2 separate regions of the Homo sapiens genome follow, and region 1 is linked to region 2. The links are chromatin contacts, found by Hi-C or POLR2A ChIA-PET in ENCODE. All regions are on one chromosome and are shown on one strand. Each heading gives the region's core, a stretch centred on a gene start or an enhancer-like site at or near the end of the contact. The rest is flanking DNA. Distances are from core to core; before and after follow the strand shown. Region 1 overlaps LIFR-AS1 (LIFR antisense RNA 1). Region 2 overlaps LIFR-AS1 (LIFR antisense RNA 1).

Region 1 (3,755 bases), core at 851-3,350, 59 kb after region 2:
ATTGACAAATGTCAAAATAATTATGCTCAATGAAGCCAGACAAGAGTATATATCGCATAATTCCATGTATATAAATTTCTTGAAAATGCAAACTAATGTATAGTGACAGAATTTAGATCAATTGTTGTCTGGGGTAGGGAGCAAGTGTAGAGTCGGGAGGGAGAGATTACAATGAAGCAGGAGAAGACTTTTGGGGTTGAATCATATGTTCATTATATTAATTGTGGTGATCACTTCATAAGTATATTCAAATGTCAAAACCTATCAAATTGTATACCTTAACTTTATGCATTTTACTGTATGTCAATTTTACTGTATGTCAATCAACAGCTTAATAAAGAAGCTGTTTTTAAAATTCAGGAATTAAAAATAAATTATTAATAGATAACAGGGTGTGGGGAATTGACCAGGAGAGAAAAAAAGGCAACTAATTGACTGTTTTTCCCAGGGTCAGTCCAGACAATTTTACGAGTGTACATTCTTTTTCGGTTTCAATTTAGTGCCTCAAAAATGAGTTATTGTCCAGGTACTTTACTTTGTATCTCTAGAAAAGTGCTACACTTAAACCAAAACAAGTGGTTTATATTATAACCCTTTTTACTAATCTATTTTAAAATCTAAAGACATTCTTTTATTTTTACATGTATCATCATCACCTATGCCTCATCTACATATTAAGAATAGCTTATTTCTTAATACTTAATGCTTTCTATTTATTGCTAGGATTTTGGTGGAAGAGATTTTCCAACTCTTCATCCTCAAATAATACACATATAATAACAGTGGGTAACAGTGGAAAAATAAATGAGCACTAGGACTATTGATCGGGTTTTTTTTTTTTTTTTTTGAGACGGAGTCTTGTTCTGTTGCCCAGGCTGGAGTTGCAAGCTCTGCCTCCCGGGTTCACGCCATTCTCTTGCCTCAGCCTCCCAGGTGCCCGCCACCACGCCCGGCTAATTTTTTTGTATTTTTAGTAGAGACGGGGTTTCACCGTGTTAACCAGGATGGTCTCAATCTCCTGACCTCATGATCCACCTGCCTCGGCCTCCCAAAGTGCTGGGATTACAGGCATAAGCCATCGCGCCCGGCCCAATTGATCTGGTTTCTTAAAGAAATACTTGACAGGGAAGGAAAAGAATAGAAACAGACAGAAGAGGCCAGGAACAGTGGCTCACTCCTGTAATCCCAGCACTTTGGGAAGCCGAGGCAGGCAGATCATCTGAGGTCAGGAGTTCGAGACTAGCCTGGCCAACATAGTAAAACCCTGTCTCTACTAAAAATAAAAATTTAGCGGGCATGGTGGCATGCGCCTGTAGTCCCAGCTACTAGGGAGGCTGAGGCAGGAGAATCGCTTGAACCCGAGAAGCAGAGGTTGCCATGAGCCCAGATCGTGCCACTGCACTCCAATCTGGGCAACCCAGTGTGGGCGACAGAGGGGGGGAAAAAAAACAGACAGAAGATATATTACACGCAAATGTAATGAAAGGAGCCTGATGGGATTCTTGTTCAATCAAATCAATGGCAAGCTGACTTTTTTTTTAGGGGCATTTAGATACAAGTGTGTGGGAGATAATATTAACGATTTTTGTGAGTGGGAAATGGCATATGATTACACATGAAAATATCTACAATGCTTAGGTATGTCTACCAAGAAGTATGAGGCCAGATATGACTGAGGTCTGGGCTAAAACAGGAGCTAAAAATAAATTATTTAGGCAGTTAGGGTAAGAGAGTCTTCAGTAAGGTTTCCCTTTTAACAAAAAGCAGCCCCCAAATCATTTCTTTTCTAACAAAGAGCAGCCTGTAAAATCGAGCTGCAGGCATAGGTAAGCAAGCTAGAAGCTTGCACGGGTGAATGCCGGCAGCTGTGCCAATAGGAAAAGACTACCTGGGGGCCAGACATGTTCAACATGGAGGTTCCTTCTTCCGTTTTCCTTGTCAACCACGACTACAGTAAAGGAACAGGCAACATGGCGCAGGCAGCGTAGAGAACCTGTCTGCATAATAAAAGATCAGGGTGGGGTGGCCAGCTTCCTCATGTGCTATGTAAATGATACACCTGGTCCAACCAATGTTTGGGCCCTATGTAAATCAGACACCGCCTCCTCAAGCTCGTCTATAAAATCCCGGGCATTTCACTATGAAACCGGAACACCCGCCCAGGAGTCCCTCTCTCTCTCTCTCCTCCTGCCAGAGAGAGAGTTCTTTTCTCTTTCCTCTTGCCTATTAAGCCTCTGCCCTTAAACTCACTTCTTGTGTTTTGGAGCCCTCGATTTCTTTGGCGTGAGATGACGAACCTCGGTCATTTACCCCAGACAAGATGCCACTTCATTTCTACTTTTGTATATATTTGAATTTTTGCATAATTAAAAAAATTTAAAGGCTTTGTTAAACTACTAGTCACATTTTAAAAGGGGGATAGACAATCTTTATTTGTCAGATATTTTTAAATAAAGAAAAGGAAAAGGGGAGAGGATAAGTATGCGAGGTGTTAGATGTGTTAATTAGCTTGATTTAATACTTTGCAATGTATACATATATTAAAACATCACATCGTACACCATATATACAGTTTGTCAATTATATCTTAATAAAGCTGGAGGAAAATATGAAAAATTAAATTTAAAAAAGAGGAGAGGAGGAAATCAGTGATCACAGCAAAAAGGAAAGAATTGACCTGCAAATTAGAAGCCAGGTCGGGGAGGGGTGGAGCAGGGGGTGGGGGTGGGGTATGTGTATGGTACTGCCTCAGATCTATTTCCAGAATTGACCTAACCTGACTGAGTGACCTTGGAGAAAGTCCCTTACTCATTTTAAAGTGGGGGAAAATGCCTGGCTTCCCAGGTGTGTATGAGAGTTAATTGCCTTTTCTGCAGTCCCAGTGGATGGATGGGTGGAGTTATTCAAGGGCCTCCTATCCTCCTAAGTGTCTTTAGGAGACCTGATGGTTTTATTCCCTCTGAGCTGCCACTGGATCAGATGACAGGCGGGTGGGCAGCCTCCACATTCTGCTCCTGTCCCCAGTGAGGTTTACTTTCCAGGAGCCATTTAATCTCAGAAACACTGCCATCTTTCCAGCTTTTGAGGCTGGAAATCCATCTCTCTGTGTTGAAGCTCTTTATTCCTTGTGGTCCCACTCCCTGGAGCACTGCAGACAAGAACCTAGGTGACAAGAAAAAAATGGAATGACCCCAATTTAACAAGCTCCCCTCTACATTTACAGGGCAAACCGTGACTTTTCTCAAGGCCCACAAATTATAGGGAGGCAAAGGGTGGAAAAATCCAGGAAAAAAAAAAAAAAACAACCATACCACCCATACAAACATACCAGATGGAAGGAAAAGATGCCTATAATTCTCGTGGCTTTCAAAGGTATTTATTTAGTTCAGATATTTATGAAACAAACCCTAGAAATTCCAGGTATCTCTCCTAAACAAAAGAACCACGAATGTTTGCTTCTGGTCAGCATGAAAAATTGGTGAAAAACTAGATGTTAGACATAGGTTCATAAGGTAGATCTTTACAGCTCAGATACAGAGCACTGCAGGCACGTTTTCTTACCTAGTTGTCCAAGTCAGCATCAAACTCAGAGTCACCAATGACTCTGACAATGTTCAGGAGATGCTTTTCCTACTGATGTCAAGGGCAAGCTTCCTCCACAACAGCCATACACAAAAAAAGAAGTAAAGATAATTATTCAAATCATGGCACTGCTAAGATTTTCTAACTGATCTGAGCCCCCCAAAGAAATCCTG
Region 2 (4,118 bases), core at 79-2,578:
GTTGCCATCCCTGTCTTTCATATCACTGTGTTCTCTTGGTTCTTTCTCAGACTTCTTTGCTGAATATTACTTTCAGCCTCCCTTCCTGGCTCCTTTTCCTCTCTTGGTCCCCTAAAAGAAGATTATTGTTCAAATTTCTCCTTGTCCCTCTCCTCTATTTTTTCAGGTTCTACCTTGACAGTCTCATCCATGGTCTCAGCTGTGGCTTCTAGGATGATGACTCAAGCCCTGATGTCTTTCCTGATCATTTTGGGCCTGATTCTCTGGAACTGCGGGAGGAAGCTGAATGCTGGTCCACCTTTTAACAATGTGGCCAGCAGCCCTGGGTTGATACTGGAAGCAAACATTAGTCTGGTAAACTACACAAGGACAAAGGTAGAACAGGACACACAGGGGTAACACTGACCTTAGAGGGGTGTTATGGACTGAATATTTGTGTTCTGCTCAAAATTCGTATGTTGAAACATATGTCTATCTCATGATTTCGCTCCCCTCTAATGTAATGGTAGTAGAAAGTGGGGTCTTTGGAAGGTATTTAGGATTAGACGAGGTTACAAGATGGAGCCTTCATGCATGGGATTAGTGTCCTTAAAGAGAGTCCTGAGAGAGCTTGCTTCCTCTTTCTGCCACGTGAGGACACAGGGAGAATACTGCTGTCTATGAACCAGAAAATAAGCCCTCTCTAGACACCTTATCTGCTGACACCTTGATCTTGGCCTTCCCAGCCTCTAGAACTGTGAGAAATAAAATGTCTGTTGCTTAAGCCACCCAGTCTGTGGTGTCTGGTTATAGCAGCCTGAGCTGACTACAACAAGGGACAGTCAGCCAGGACACAAACTTGAAGGACTGGAGCAAAGATGGGAAGAGAAAGAGATGCCAGGTGCAGGTGGGTCTGCTGTCAGTTCAGGATTTCTCTCCTGGACCCTGAGTTCCCGCCATGGCATAGCTCTTACCTGGATTTGTGTACTACTTATAGGGTCACGAACAGTACATCTGTACTGATTTCCAGACCACATTTCCATGAGGCCTTGCCAGATCCTTCCACTGGGACCTCCTGGCTCCTTCCTCCAAGCTCACTTGACTTTTGTTCTCCAGGGTTCTGCACTTGGCTCACATCTTTGCGTTTCCTTTTTCACTTTGCTGGGTGATCTCATCCACTCCCATGGCTTGAGATACTATTTTTAGGCTGGCAACTCCCAAATATGTATCTCTAGCCTAAACTCCAGACCTGTAAGTCTACCTATAAATTAAATAAGAACCTAAAAATCAATATACCCCCAACTGAAGCTATTCTCTTCTCCCCAAGCTGACTCTGTTCTGTCTCCTGTGTTCTCACTGCTGGATAATAACACCAATGTCCATCCAAGCTAGAAACCACCGCATCATCCTTGACTCATCAACCTTTCTCCGTGTGTGAGTCAATTTGCCTCTTAATCATCTGTCAATTTATTCACACTTTTCCTTCTCCATTGCCAATTTCTTGGCGGCTCTTTATCATTTTTCACCTGGATATTCCAGTCGTTTATCAACCAGTCACTTGTGTCCAGTTTCACAACCTCCCAATCAGTCCTCCAATGCCATTATACAATTTTCTTTAGAGTAGGAAGCTGATGATGTTACTCCATAGTTCAGTGACTTCTCATTGTCTCCTACCAGATAAAATCTAGACACAATTCTTGACATATACTCCTCTTTCTCTATGTAGGCTTATTTACAGACATTTTCCTAGTAGTACTTCATACCTTTGGTACAAATAGTGTTAGTCTCCATAATTGACCATGCTGTTTCACAATTCCACACCCTTGCACATGTGTGCTCACTACCTGGAATGCCCCTTCCCTTTATTCTGGTGGATTAAGTCGTTCAAGCCCCAGTCCCTCCATCATCTTCTCTTTGAGGCCTTCTCTTTTCTTTTTTTTTTCTCCATCTCTTCTTCTTTTACATCCATTGTATATACCTGTTTTCCAGCATTAGCGGGCTAAATTCTAATTCCTTGTTTAGGTTTTTATCTTGCCGTCTAAATTCTGAGTTCTTCAAGGACAGGGGCCTTATCTCATGATTTCACTCCCCTCTGCAGCTAGCACAATGCTTCTAAAACTGTATTCCTTGGATTGCTAGTCTTATTGTTACAGGTAGTTAGACAGGCAAGAGTGGAGCAGGAAAAGGATCTTCTTCCCCCACCCACTAGGAATGTCAGATGATGGTTCGACAATTATCACACTGACTCTCTCAGGAAGAGACAAGCTCCTGCTGATCCACAGCTGTTAACATTACAGTGTTAATTGCATGCAGACACCTGGGAAAAACAACTTCCTGGGAATACGCATTAAAAGACAAAATGGAGTATGACCTTCCAGGGGCACACCACTGGAGAAGGGAAGAGAGCCTCAGACGTGCATGCTTACAACTTCCTAAACATACTGCGCACGCTTAATTCCCAAGGGTAAGGCAGGCACTGTGCACGCGGGCCGCCCACCCGAAGGAAAGAATCACCCTAAGGGAAAAGGGTACAAGATGGCAGCCTATAAAGTCCCAGGGTCAAGGTTAAACACTGCACTTGTTCTCCAAGGCACCCACTGGATCTCTTCCACGTGTTCTTTCCTTTCTTTCCTCTTCTAAAGCATTTTTAATAAACTTCCACTTCTACTTTGAAACTTGCCTTGGTCTCTTTTCTTGCCTTATGCCCCTCAGTTGAATTCTTTCTTCTGAAGAGGCAAGAATTGAGGTTGCTGTAGACCTGTACGGATTTGCCGCTGGTAACTGAGATACCTTCCACCAGTCACACTATGAGTTATTTTAAAAGGTATTCTTGAAATGAGAATCTGTGGTCAAATAAATTTTGGAAAAACTGCATATTCACATTACCTGTGAGCTCAGAGAAGTCTTTCAGCAGAAACCTGTTTAATCTGGTTTAACTCTGTCCCTTCCAAACCCAAGGTCAGGGAAAGACCCTTAAGCAGATCCTTACAACGTATGTGCAAGAAGCAAAGGTAGAGATGCGCCCAGACAAAGGGTGATGTGGGAAAACAGAGAAGGGGCTGCCCCAGGGTCCAGGGGTTCTGGAAGCATTTTTGGAAAAAAATGATCTCCATCACTCACAAGAAGATAATGGCCAATTTAACCCTCAGAAAGAAAACTTCCTAGTTTTCTAATGTCTCCAGGGACTAAACTTCAGGATTGAATGTAACTATCCAAGGGTTTTATTACCCAGGAAGGTCAAGTCTTCAGGATGTTTTCTTCTCTTATTCATTCCTGTGGTCAGACTCAACTTTGAACTGGTCTACTCCACAGATGAACCACATCCTTCAACTCACTTAACAGCATCTATTATCCTATTGTTGCTTATATTTTTCTGGTTATGTCCTAATGATCTCCAGCCACAATACCGGAGGGCAGCCACTGGTCATTTACGCTGTCATCTCATGGACTCTAAGAGGCCCAAGCACATAGTGAGACTCAACAAATGTTTATTAAATGCAGTGAACACGAGCATAATCTAATTCTTCCTATTTGCCTTGAGGTGGCAGAGATGCAAATGTGGTGACCCAGAGCCTGAACTTGGGCACTTGGAGCTCATGTGGAGCATTTTCTGCAGTGGCTGAGGCTGAGCTGGGCAGAACTTTTCTTCGCTGCCTCTATCTAGAAGAAAGGAAATTAACTAGTCCTACTGAACTCCCAGACCTGTGGAGAGGAGAAAGGGGCAAGGCAGCAGAAAGGGGCAAGGCAGCGTCTCTGACTTGGATATCCAGCACATTCCCCCAGAGACAGCCATTTGTTTTGTAAACCAAAGGGTGTCTGAGACAAGTCTCAATCAATTTAGAAAGCTTATTTTGCCAAGGCTGGGAGTGGTGGATCACACCTGTAATCCCAACATTTTGGAAAGCTGAGTTGGGCGGATCACCTGAGGTCAGGAGTTTGAGACCAGCCTGGCCAACATAGTGAAACCCCATCTCTACTAAAAATACAAAAATTAGCTGGTGGTGGGCACCTGTAATCTCAGCTACCCGGGAGGCTGAAGCAGGAGAATTCCTTGAACCTGGGAGGCGGAGGTTGCAGTGAGCCGAGATTGCGCCGTTGCACTCCAGCCTGGGCGACAGGGCAAGACTCTGTCTCAAAAA

Evidence for each region. Hi-C counts contacts between places; a loop is a spot of excess contacts on that map. ChIA-PET counts read pairs that join two places held with the same protein, here RNA polymerase II (POLR2A). Pooled maps may share reads with other maps.
Region 1: a map of heart right ventricle shows a loop between it and region 2 (2.5-fold over the local background). The contact joins two enhancer-like sites. A Hi-C loop is called at or near these places in 17 of 168 maps with a recorded cell type or tissue (Caco-2, Calu3, PC-9 and 10 more) and 7 of 50 pooled maps. POLR2A ChIA-PET finds 5 or more read pairs at or near these places in 7 of 52 experiments (A549, BJ, Caco-2 and 4 more).

Annotation. Positions count from the first base shown.
Region 1 is chr5:38,658,416-38,662,170 of GRCh38, forward strand. The region is part of intron 8 of LIFR-AS1 (LIFR antisense RNA 1); the gene reads left to right. Among named protein-coding and RNA genes, the nearest start is that of LINC01265, 60 kb to the right of the region's middle. RefSeq lists an enhancer at 1,892-2,186. Within about 2 kb of position 2,101, at least 9 of the 41 ENCODE cell types and tissues checked have a DNase peak (open chromatin) inside an H3K27ac peak, as active enhancers do; they include gastrocnemius medialis, heart right ventricle and psoas muscle, where a contact is called at or near this core.
Region 2 is chr5:38,600,588-38,604,705 of GRCh38, forward strand. The region is part of intron 2 of LIFR-AS1 (LIFR antisense RNA 1); the gene reads left to right. It also overlaps a transcript of LIFR not described here. Among named protein-coding and RNA genes, the nearest start is that of MIR3650, 45 kb to the left of the region's middle. Within about 2 kb of position 1,329, at least 7 of the 41 ENCODE cell types and tissues checked have a DNase peak (open chromatin) inside an H3K27ac peak, as active enhancers do; they include gastrocnemius medialis, heart right ventricle and psoas muscle, where a contact is called at or near this core.